Regions from separate parts of the Homo sapiens genome. Here region 1 is linked to region 2. Evidence: chromatin contacts called from ENCODE Hi-C or POLR2A ChIA-PET data. All regions are on one chromosome and are shown on one strand. Each heading gives the region's core, a stretch centred on a gene start or an enhancer-like site at or near the end of the contact. The rest is flanking DNA. Distances are from core to core; before and after follow the strand shown. Region 1 holds the start of PYGL (glycogen phosphorylase L). Region 2 overlaps ATL1 (atlastin GTPase 1).

Region 1 (5,806 bases), core at 586-3,085, 340 kb after region 2:
CTTGTCTCTACTAAAAATACAAACTTAGCCAGGTGTAGTGGTAGGAGCCTGTAGTCCCAGCTACTCGAGAGTCTGAGGCAGGAGAATCGCTTCAACCCTGGAGGCGAAGGATGCAGTGAGCCAAGATGGCGCCGCTGCACTTCATTCAGCCTGGGCGAGAGTGAGACTCTGTCTCAAACAAAACAAAACAAAACAAAACAAAACAAAACAACAAAACAGTAAATATATGTATACATAAAGTGTTTTCTAAGGTGCATTTAAATTTTTAAGGATACATTTTAGCAGTTGCTACCTTGGTGGAGGCCTAGGTCTTTGGGGTGAAGAAGAGTTACTTTCCATTTGAAAACTGTTACAGTTGCAATTTCTTACTATGAGAATTTACATTCATTTCCTTTCTTAAAAATTCCTATGGGGTTTCTTGGGCACTGGGATTATAGACCATTTTTTTTTCTTCACACCTTTACATAATTAAAAAGTTCTAATAAATGTTTATATATATTTCCCACTGCCCCTGGGATGTATCCCAATCTTTTATTCTTTCCAATATGTCTCTACCTGGCTTCTCCAGTTTCCTCTCCCAATACAGACTCACACCCGCCCTCACTCCAGCCTGCACACAATCCCTCTCCCTGCCATGTCCTCCCCAGTCCTTCCCCACTGCCTCTCGCCCTCTTCGCAAACTGTCAGGCAGAGATATTGTCCCTCTGTAGGTCCAAAATCACCCTAAGGAGGTCTCTGCTCCCGCCCCCACGCCGTGGATGGAGGTGGTCCCTGACCAGCCTTCCTCAGCAGCTCTGGGGGCAGGCCTCGGGTGTGGAAGGGCTAAGGGTCGGGGGAGTGTGTGTCTTCGGGGAGGACGAGTCCAGGGCATTGCCTGGCCCTGGGCCGCCTTTGCGAAAGACTCACGGAATTCCAGGAGCTACACCCACTCAGGAGAATGGGTGGGCGGCGCTCTACGCTTGGAGCGGGACCCTGCCCCTCCTCTGCACCACACTTAGCCACTCCCAGAGGCCTGAGACTTACGACCTTTTCCCAGCTCGGCGTTTGTCTCCCCTCCCAAAATACCAAGCTCCAGCAAGGCAAGATTTTTGTCCCTTTTGTTTAGGGCTGAGTGTCCAGGGCAGAGAATAGTGTCCGGCATACAGGACAAGAGGCCCCCGTCACCTCTTGATTAAATGCTGAGAGTCAAAGTTCCAAAAAAGTTTGTGAAGTGGACAGGCGAGAGGGGCCTGGGCTTTTGCCCACCTGGCGGTTTCCAGGGGCGGACGGCACAGTGGTTTGGGCGGGACACTGGCGGGTGGCACCTCGGAGACATGAGTTCGGCGTCTGTTGGGAGGCCTAATCTGTCCCCCAGGCTGCCCGCCCACAGCCTAGACACGTCTCCTCTGGACTTCGGGGCAAGGACCGGGTGCAAGGGACCACTCTGAGGGGTTCTCCACCTCGTCCCGCCCGGCCGCGGCCGGAGACTCCGACTCCGGGCTGGACCCCGGCCCGCCGTCCCGCCCCCGGTTACCTTGGGGCACTTGTCGTAGTAGTGCTGCTGCGTGCGGATCCAGCGCCCCACCAGGTGGTCGCGCACCGTGTGCGCCAGCGCGAAGTAGTAGTCGCGGGTGGTGGCCACGTTGCGGTCCTTGACCAGCGTGAAGTGCAGGTGCCGGTTGAAACTCTTCTTCAGCTCTGCCACGTTCTCCACGCCCACGATGCCGCGGATGCTGATCTGCCGCCGCTTCTCCTGGTCCGTCAGGGGCTTCGCCATGGCTGGGGCGGCGGGCTGCGCGGCGGGCTGCGCAGAGAGCTGGAAGTGCGGCCGGAGGCGCTGGGCTGCCGGGCAGGGGTGGAGTCCGCCCCGCCGCGCCAGCAGCTTTCAACGCGCACGAAAGTTTGGGGCCCGCCCCCTCGGGCGGTGCCGTCCCCGCTGCACTCCCACCGCGTCCCGGCCCCTGCCCCAGGCCGGAGGGCAGAGGAAGTGCCCGGCCCCTCCCGAGGCTCTGGGGCCGCAGTGGGCTCGGGGGTGGGAGACGAGGTCCAAGCGCCGGCGAGACCCCTGCCAGCCCGGGACCTGGGCTCGGAGGCTCCCTTCCGGATTTCCAAAATCTGCGGAGGCAGCATTTGTTCCGCCTCTCCCCTCTAGAGTGTGGAGACAGGAGGACGTCTGTGTAGGGAAGCACGTCGTTGGCAGACTGCTGTTTTGCCGATGTTTATTTGTTATGCCATTATGACTGTTAGGATTTCTCACCTGGAGTGGCTTCCGCCATAAGCGCCGGGATCTGGAAGGACGGCACGTTTGACTTCTGTTGTCCCAACCTCACTTGCCAGCCCTTGGCACCGCCCCAGCTTGGATCCTCAGGGCGCCTCTGTTATTTTCATTCATTTTTTTTGAGGACTCCAGGGTTCAGGTTTCTTAACTCCTGGACCAAAGTTCGCCCCGCTCGTAGCACCCTGTCTCTCATCCTTAGAGGTAGGTTACTAAGAATCAGAGTAGGTGAGGTGAAGCTCTAGGGTCATTATGCGGCAGGGGCTTTTACCTTAGGCTTCTTCGAATTACGTTTTAACTGCAGTGGAGGGTGTGGGGGGAGGAGAGGGAGAAAACAGAAGGGTATGTGTGTGGAAAATGAAGGGATTACTCACTGGACTAGTTGCCTTCTTTACAAAAAACAACCCAGTCTGTGTTACTGTGCGGTACAGGCTGATCTTTGCACCTCCACTTTGGGTGGTATTTGAATATGCGTGTTTATGTGTGCTTAAACCTTGGTAAAGGCAAACACTTGGCATTTTAGGATGTCAGAGGTTTTTTCTTCCTCATTAAGTAGTATTAATATATTATTTTAGAAACAGTCCATTGCCAGAATTAAGTTTTCTTTTTCCTTTTTCTTTTCTTTTTCTTTCTTCTTCTTCTTTTTTTTTTTTTTTTGAGACGGAGTCTCACTCTGTTGCCCAGGCTGGAGTGCAGTGGCGCGATCTCGGCTCACTGCAAGCTCCGCCTCCCGGGTTCACGCCATTCTCCTGCTTCAGCCTCCTGAATAGCTGGGACTACAGGCGCCCGCCACCTCGCATTTTTTATTTTTTATTTTTTTATTTTTAGTAGAGACAGGGTTTCACCATGTTAGCCAGGATGGTCTCTATCTCCTGACCTCGTGATCTGCCCGCCTCGGCCTCCCAAAGGGCTGGGATTACAGGCGTGAGCCACCGCGCCCGGCCAATAGTCACATATATTCTTCTAAGTTTATTTGTTTGTTGTTTTTTGAGACAGGGTCTCACTCTGTTACCCAGGCAGAGTGCAGTGGCGCGATCTGGGCTCACTGCAAGCTCCGCCTCCCGGGTTCACGCCATTCTCCCGCCTCAGCCTCCCGAGTAGCTGGGACTACAGGCGCCCGCCACCACGCCCGGCTAATTTTTTGTATTTTTAGTACAGATGGGGTTTCACCGTGTTAGCCAGGATGGTCTCGATCTCCTGACCTTGTGATCCGCCCTCCTCGGTCTCCCAAAGTGCTGGGATTACAGGCGTGAGCCACCGCGCCCGGCCAAGTTTTCTAGAAAAATCTTAGTATACTTATATTAATATATTTTGTTTTTTATAATAAACCCAAGTTGATTATTTTGAATTCACACATGGTGGTGGTGGGGGGGGGGGGGGGGGCGGGTAATGGATTAATTGATTCAGACCAAATGTGACCCTCACCATAAAAGTGAAAGTTCAAAGCTCATAGTTCTGACAAAATTTCCTGAATCCTTGTCCTCCCAGATTCTGAAGTTTGGACTTGAGCTTTTGGGGCAGAGACTGAATTGGGCCTTATGCAACTCTTGCAATACCGATGACCTGCAAAGGACAGTATGGAAGAGATGAGCATTAGAGTTTGGATCCGGATGGGGCCAGAAATACCCTGAATTAAGAGTGGGAAGGGGGGGCCCATCAAAATCATTGATCTTAAAAATAAGTAAGGCCTGTGGGGTGAAATTTGAAATAAAGCAGAAAGATAAGCTTCTTTGATTATTATATAACTTAAAAAAGTGTTTATCAGCTTTGAATACCCCCAAGATGGTCACAGCATTAAGCCAGTTATGGGTCATTCGTACATAAGTGTGAAATTAGTCACTCAGCTTTAACAGCTGGATGAAAAATAGGGTAGAGCCTAGGATGAGGGAATACCAGGTCTGAGTAGGTCTTCCTCCCAGAAAGGTCTCTGAGCAGGAGAAGGCATCATAATGTCTGGGCATTGGGGAGTGAATAATTAGGGGGCACACAAGAAGGGATGAAAGACACCAAAAGCAAGCTTACTCGGTTTCTTAGTTTTGCTTAAGACAGTTTCAAATAGATGGCTCCCAGCTCCGCTGTCTACTTTCCTGTACTAAATTCTTGTTGGAAACTCAGGGTAATGATGAACTAATGAACACACTATTTTCTTGATTCACTATCCAGTCGGTGAGCCTGCACCCCCGGCTTGAACAATTCTCTATGCAGAAAAATCATGAACTATAGAATGCTCAATATATAGAGTATGGGGAAAAACTATCCATCTCCATGTTAAAAAGAACGTGATGGAACCAGGTGATTTAGGGTGTTCCATAGACCCAGTCTTAAACGACAATGAATTACATTGCAAGACAGTTATTCCCCTTTCACTTTTCTTTAAGTCTTTCTGGAAAGTCCTTTGTGTTAACATGTTAGCATTTTTTAATCTATATTTTTAACAGAATGCAGGTACAGACTCTAAAAGTTCTTGAAGTTTTAGCATCTAACTAGAATTTAATACAATTATCTTCCATTTATGGTAAATGATACTTTTTCAGTTGACATTCTGATATAAACTTTGTTTCATCTGCTTGTTCTGTGCTAGTCTAGGACACTGAGGCCTTGAGAGGTTAAGTTACTTGACTAAGAAAATTAATATCTTTAAAAACCTTTCCTTTAGCCTCTCTTGACCAGAAAGAACCAGAAACTATGGATCCCTGAAAAAGTATCAGATTTCAGTGGCTCACATGTTTATAGCAGCCTTACTCACAATGGCCTATATTATTCCTGCTTCTCATCCACTGCTTCCCCGTGGCTGCTGTAACGAAATGGCGTTTGTAAGTAGCTGAACAAACAGTCCAGAACTCATAGGACAAGTGTAAGTTTCCCACTGTTGGAAATACAAAAAAACATGAGAAAGTAGTGTGTTAGTTCGGGTCTTCAGAGAAGCAGAAGCTAAAACAGGATTAAACATGTTAAGATTTTTTACTGGGGTAAATGCTTGTGGGAGGGAAAAACGGGGAGTGCTAGCCAGAGAGAGCATCAGACTGTGATGCCAGTGTGACCTAGAGTGAAGGGGAGAGAGAGGGAAGGGTAGAAGGGCATATCTCAGACAGCCCTGTAGTCCCAGGAAGATCCAGCAGTGCTGCTGGGCAGTTCTGGAGGGCATCTGCTGTCAGGAGTCCACGGTACTCTGCTCGGTCATTGGTGGGATCATCCTCCCGGAGGCATGGCCTCTGCAGGGCTATCTGGAGCCCTGGGTCGGTTATGCTTCCTGCAGCTTGGGGCATCTATGAGGTCCTTTCTAGTGACCACCACAGAAAGATATGAGATAAACAAATACAGATTAATACCCACTATGTTTCAAAGCAGGGCCTATTGTGGTGGCATACCACTTTCAGATTATCAAAACGGCAACTAGCATTTTCCAAGGACTCTGGCAAGGCCCATAATGTGCATTACTCATTTAATCTTCTCATCAGCTCTGTGGGACAAGTTCTGTTTTTCTTTCCATTTCACAGATGAGGAAATCGAGGCTTAGAGAAGGTGAGTAGCTTGCTCAAGATCACCTCACCA
Region 2 (5,804 bases), core at 1,413-3,912:
TTTTATTTTTATTTTTTTTTGAGACGGAGTCTTGCTCTTGTTGTCCGGGATGGAATGCATGCAATGTCATGATCTCGGCTCACTACAACCTCTGCCTCCCGGGTTCAAGCGATTCTCCTGCTTCAGCCTCCCAAGTAGCTGGGATTACAGGTGCCCGCCATCATGCCCAGCTAATTTTGTTGTGCTTTTAGTAGAGATGGGGTTTCACCATGTTAGCCAGGATGGTCTCGAACTCCTGACCTCAGGTTATCTGCCCGCCTCGGCCTCCGAAAGTGCTGGGATTACAGGTGTGAGCCACTGTGCCCGGCCTTAAGTCAGTTTTTAAGAAGACGATCTGAATTAGAGGGCTCAATACACACTAAAAAGCCATAGCAATGAAAATGGTGAGGTCCTACACAGATACAAGAGCAAAGCTCAGTGGAACTAAACAGTTTAAATACACTCATATATATATGGGAGCCTGGTAGTCAATAGAGGTGGCATCATAAACTGGTGGGAAATAAATGGGTTAATAGTTGGGTTTGGAAAAACAAGTTCACTATTTGAAGAAAGAGCTGGATTTTTACTAAATACTGTAATAGAAGTAATCTCCAGATGGATCAAAGAACTAAATATGCAAGTTAAAACTATAAAGCTAATAGAAGAAAGTGCTGGAGAATATTTTTCTGAACTGAGGTGAAGAAACATTTATTAGACCCTCTAAAATAAACCATGTAGTAAAAAATTGATGCATATTACTACATCAAAATTAAGTATTTGTATTTATCAAATGACTTTATAATCAAAATGAACAGATTGGTAGAAGACATTGACAATGTCAAAGTCAACAAAAGATTACTAAGCAGAACATACAGGAAACTTTTGCAAGTAACCAAAACCTGGTTCCCAATCAGAAAACAGGCAAAGAATATTAATAGACAAGTCACAGAAAGGAAACCTGAATGGCTAATACATTTTTGAAGGGATGTCAAGTCTCACTGATAATTAGATAAATATTAAAACAACAATGAAATACCACTTTACACTCATTAAATAGGCAAAAAGTAGAACATGGAGATAATACCAATGAAAGCTAGGATTTGGGAAAATGGGAACACTCAGGCCCTATTGTTGAAAGTGCAGATTGGAGCAGCCATTCCATGGAGCAGAGGAAATATATAAGGATATTTATTGATAGAGTAATAGTAGCAGGAATTTGGAGACAACTTAGGTGTCCATCACTAGCAGAACAGATACATAAAAATATGGGGAAAAGCATACTCTGGAATACTTTGCAACATCTAAAGGCAATGAACCAAAAGTGCATAGAGTAGCATGAATAGAGTGTTAAAATTTGTACAGAAGTAAGCAGAAAAAAGTGTGAGATTTATAACATGATACTATTTATGCATATTATAATATATATTAAAGTGAATGTGGGTGGGAATGAATAGTTGAGGAATGGGAGTGAGGATCTGGGAAAAATATGATGAAGTAAAGTAGCATGGAGAGATGATGTATGCTGTGATGAAGGGGTATGAATTCTCCTGAGGGCTCAGGAACCTGGTGTGGGGAGGAGGTGAGGTAGAATAAAACCAGCCTTGCTTGCAGTCTTCTATATGATTTACAATATGTACTAGACTCTGTTGTCTTTTTTTTTTTTTATCATTTGTTAGGTTGATCGTTGAAGTGCTATATGGTAATTAGGCTATTGTTTTGATTTTCTTCTCTAACTTGTTACTCAGAACCACTGGCAAACCAGAGTAGGGAACTCCATTGTAAATTACAGAAAGGGACTTTAGGTCTTACCAGCAGATGTCACTGCTCCTTACATTTTGCCAGAAACATTAAAACTGGAAAAGACCAATCAATGCTCCAATAAAACAGATGAGAGATAAAGATTGATAGAGTTGCGGCTTTTGGTTAAAAAAAAAAAAAAGAGTTGAAAACAAACAATGAAAAAAACTTTAAGAGATTACCCTAGTTAGTAAACTGTTGACATTATGAAATGTCAGTGACAAGAAAAAAGTTTTCGCTGACTGAGTCAACAATGACTCCTAAACATGTTTGGACTTGTAACTCTTAACTACCTGAAATTGAAATGCGAAGCTCATTAAGTAGTAAAGGTGGCATCCAAAGTTATTTTATAGTATTTTAGATTAAAGCAACCAAATCCAAAACAAAAAATACATTATAAAATCAAAAGATAAAATGCAAATACATTCAAATTTCAAAACATATATGAGTTAAATAATTCAAATTTCAGTTAGAAAAAGCATAGCAAAAAATTGCAAAGTAAAATAACTTCTAAATGAAATTTCGATTTAGCAATCTTTTTTAGCAGGTCACTTCTATCCTCTTCTCTCTGATAAGTTAACAGCTTTATTCATTTGGGTAAAAGTGTGGGGAAATTTTAAACATTGCCTGAGAAAGTAAGGTGAGGGATAATGAAATTTTAAAAATAATTTTATATTAAAATTAAACTAAGGCCAGGTGTGGTGGCTCATGCCTGCAATTCCAGTACTTTGGGAGGAGGAGGCAGGAAAATTGCTTGGAGACCAGAAGTTTGAGATGAGCCTGAGCAACATAGTGAGACTCTATCTCTACAAAAAGTGAAAGAAAAAAAATCCACAAAGAACTACAGCGCCTGTAGTCCCAGCTATTTGGAGCGGGGCTGAAGTGGGAGGATCACTTGAGCCCTGGCGTTTGAGGCTGCAGTGAGCTATGATTGCACCGCTGCACTCCAGCCTGGGCAACAGAGTGAGACCGTATCTCAAAAAATAAATAAATAGACAAAATTAATTTAAACAAATTTAAAATAGAAGAATTCTTAACTCTGAAATACAGTACAATTATGAATAATAAACAGACCTATAATAAACAACAAATATGAAGACAATTAGCTGGGAAAATGAATAGCTGAATTAACATATTAACTTGATTCTTTAAAAAAACAATTTATATCAAGCTGTAATCAAGCAAACAAAAATATGTTCGTGTATTTAAAAACCATGGTTTAAAAGAGAGAATTAAAAGCTAAATGAATTCAGTTTAAAAGCAATATTGAAGTGCAAGTGTAACCAGTGGTGTGCTGGCAAAATGTTTAAAACTGGTTGGGGAGGAGGGAGGAGGTGAGCCTGATATATATTATTTGCTAATTTTTATGGTGTAAATACTTTTACCATGGCCAATTTCAAGCTACCATGACGTCAACCAACTTGCAAAAATTCCTCAAAATTTAACAACTGTTTTTTGCAACCTCTAATGAGCCAGCTCTAAACTATGTAGCACGCCCAGGAAGTATAATTCACATTAAGACATAGTATAGAGTTCTCTAAGTGACATTAGTTATTTTCTCACCTGTTTTGCTCACTATGAGCATTTGAATTTAAAGTATAAAAATCTGGCAGGAGCTACTTTATTAACATATCTATCTATAAAATAACTAGGTTCTTTATATTAGCTTCTTTACCTTAGGACTTCCAGTTTTTGTTGAGAATGACAATATTTTTCCATTAATTTAAACATGGCTGTATGTAATAACTGTGCAAGTTTTATTTGAGTAATAACACCCAGTTTGCTCTAAGAACCTAGTGAAAATGTCTTGTCACGTGCGATAGATTTGTGTCTATATTGGTATGTTATGAGTTTTTCTTTCTTGGTCATTTAGACTTGCATGAGCCACACCTGGCCCCACATTGTTCTGTATTGGGATGATCACATCCTTGGGGCAGGATCCCTACGACTAATTCTGGATATTTTTGATGTTGTCAGACATTATTTGAAGTTCACTCTAAATGCAGGCTGCTTATCAACACCAAGCAAGGCTGTCTTCCTCTAATGCTCTGCTAAATGACCAGCCGCCAGTTACTTGTTTCCCCAGGAAAGGCTCATTTTCCACTTGTATGACTCTGAGGAGCTCTGTGTGTGTGCTTGTCACTCTTGTCCTCTCAGTTCTGCTGGGCTGTGGTGGTGGAGAGGGTTTCCACTCCGTCATGTGCTAACAACAGTAAGCTTGTTATGGGGTCTATGCTAAAAACAGATCCCCCTTACTAAGAAGACCCTGTATTATACCTTTAAATGTACCCTTTGGCAATAGCAGCCCAGGAGTTTACGATTTAATCACTTCATGCCTTCTAATTATGTAGGCTATGAAGAAATAGAAACATTCCCCATTTACTAAAGTGTATTATAGTCTCAAGATTCACTTGAGTTCGTGTTTTAGATGTCAATACATTTCTCAGTGGCATTTCGACATGGTGGGTCTGTTTCTAGTAGGCCGGTCTGCAAAATCCTGTTTAATCTACAGCAAATTTAAATAGTGGTCACGAAGTTCCTGAGCCTTGGTTCCTTTAAGGCAGAGTCCTGAATATATTTGATGATTTCTGGACCTTTTTGAGGCCCAGAGCCCTGAGGTAGTTGGGAATTTTAGCAGGATTTAGGCTGTATGGCTCACAGAGAAGAGATGGGGCTGCAGCATATCTGTAGCCTTGATGATTGATGCAGAAGCAGGTGTTTTAGGCACCTGGGTTAGAATCATTTCTGAGCCATGCCACAGTTCTGCTGAATTGGAATCCCTGTGTTTAGACCAGGGAATCTGCACTCTCTATGTCATTCTCAAGCACATATTTGAGGACAGATTTAGCCACTGGGCACACTCCAGCAGACAGCATCTATGGCAGAAGGTTCTGGTAGCAGAGAGATAGGGCACCATTTCTATGTACATTTCTGTGTACAGATAGTTAGTAGATTAAGGTTGGCCTGTAATAGGAAAGTAGGAAGCATAAACCCTAAAAAAAAACTTTCCTTCACACAAACTTGACTTCTCTTAGAAGGCTTATTTCTTTCTTGAGCATATATTTTAGGACTATTTACATTTATTATCTTCTCTTCCATGTCCTCAGTGTCAAGTACTTCACTTTCTGGAGTTAATTCAGCCCAGTTTTCACCTACAGCATGTTTATTAACCATTTTCATACACTTAAAAGCCCAGCAAGACCTTAGACCTTACACAGATATTCAAATTATCTTTGTGAGATAAAGGTAAAAACTCAATTCTTCACATTCCTTTCAGTGGAGATGTAATTATTAGTGAGCACATCAGTCTGTGCCAGTTTTAAGTTAAACTGAAGGTTGCTGAAAAATAATAGAAGGGGAAGCATATAATAATACTCTATTACATTAGGACAAGTACTGTTTCTCACCATTTCTTATTCAAATTGGGCCTACACAGGACAATTAGGAATTATTTTACTCTAGTTTGCTTAATTATGTTTGAGGACCCTTTATTCCCATGATTTGAGAATGTCCATTTGCACAAAAAATTCTTTGATAGTGATTTAAGCTACTTTGAAACAAAACATCTTTGGTCAAATATCTGTGATGATTATAACTGCCAAGTCATACCTGATAAATGCATGACCTCACTGAGAAAATGAAAGGCTGATGTCGGCCTGCTTGGGCTGAAAATTAAAGGAAATGATATGAAAAAAGACAGCTGAGGAAGTTATCTACCCTATCCCATGTTCTGTCGAGAGAGCAATTTAGGTGATCTGAGAGCTGTATGGATTAGAAGAAATGCTTATCTGGCTACATAGAACTAGGTCAGTGGTGTAGACTAGGATTCTCCCAATTTCTACATTTAGGTACCTGAAATGTCCAGAAGAGCAATAACAGCAATTTATTGCATGCTTATTTTGTGCCATGCACTGTGCTAAGCATTTTTCTTACATTATTCGAATTACTGATCATTACAGTTCTATAAAAAAACTAATGTTACCGCTCCTTCTTTATTCTCGTCTTTAATTTTTCTATCCAATGAGAAG

Evidence for each region. A loop is a pair of places that touch in the nucleus more often than their neighbours do. ChIA-PET counts read pairs that join two places held with the same protein, here RNA polymerase II (POLR2A). Pooled maps may share reads with other maps.
Region 1: a pooled map shows a loop between it and region 2 (2.3-fold over the local background). The contact joins the promoter of PYGL here to the enhancer-like site in region 2. A Hi-C loop is called at or near these places in 1 of 168 maps with a recorded cell type or tissue (HepG2) and 3 of 50 pooled maps. POLR2A ChIA-PET finds 5 or more read pairs at or near these places in 2 of 52 experiments (Panc1 and RWPE1).

What each region holds. Positions count from the first base shown.
Region 1 is chr14:50,942,648-50,948,453 of GRCh38, forward strand. PYGL (glycogen phosphorylase L) reads right to left here and starts at 1,836. Exons shown (of 20, transcript NM_002863.5): 1 at 1,514-1,836. The coding sequence starts at 1,756. It overlaps LOC400212 (a long non-coding RNA gene), which reads right to left. Exons shown (of 4, transcript NR_170195.1): 3 at 5,001-5,120; 4 at 3,643-3,817. RefSeq lists an enhancer at 664-1,187 and a silencer at 1,856-2,015.
Region 2 is chr14:50,598,354-50,604,157 of GRCh38, forward strand. All of the region lies in intron 6 of ATL1 (atlastin GTPase 1), which reads left to right. Among named protein-coding and RNA genes, the nearest start is that of ATL1, 41 kb to the left of the region's middle. Within about 2 kb of position 2,663, at least 3 of the 41 ENCODE cell types and tissues checked have a DNase peak (open chromatin) inside an H3K27ac peak, as active enhancers do.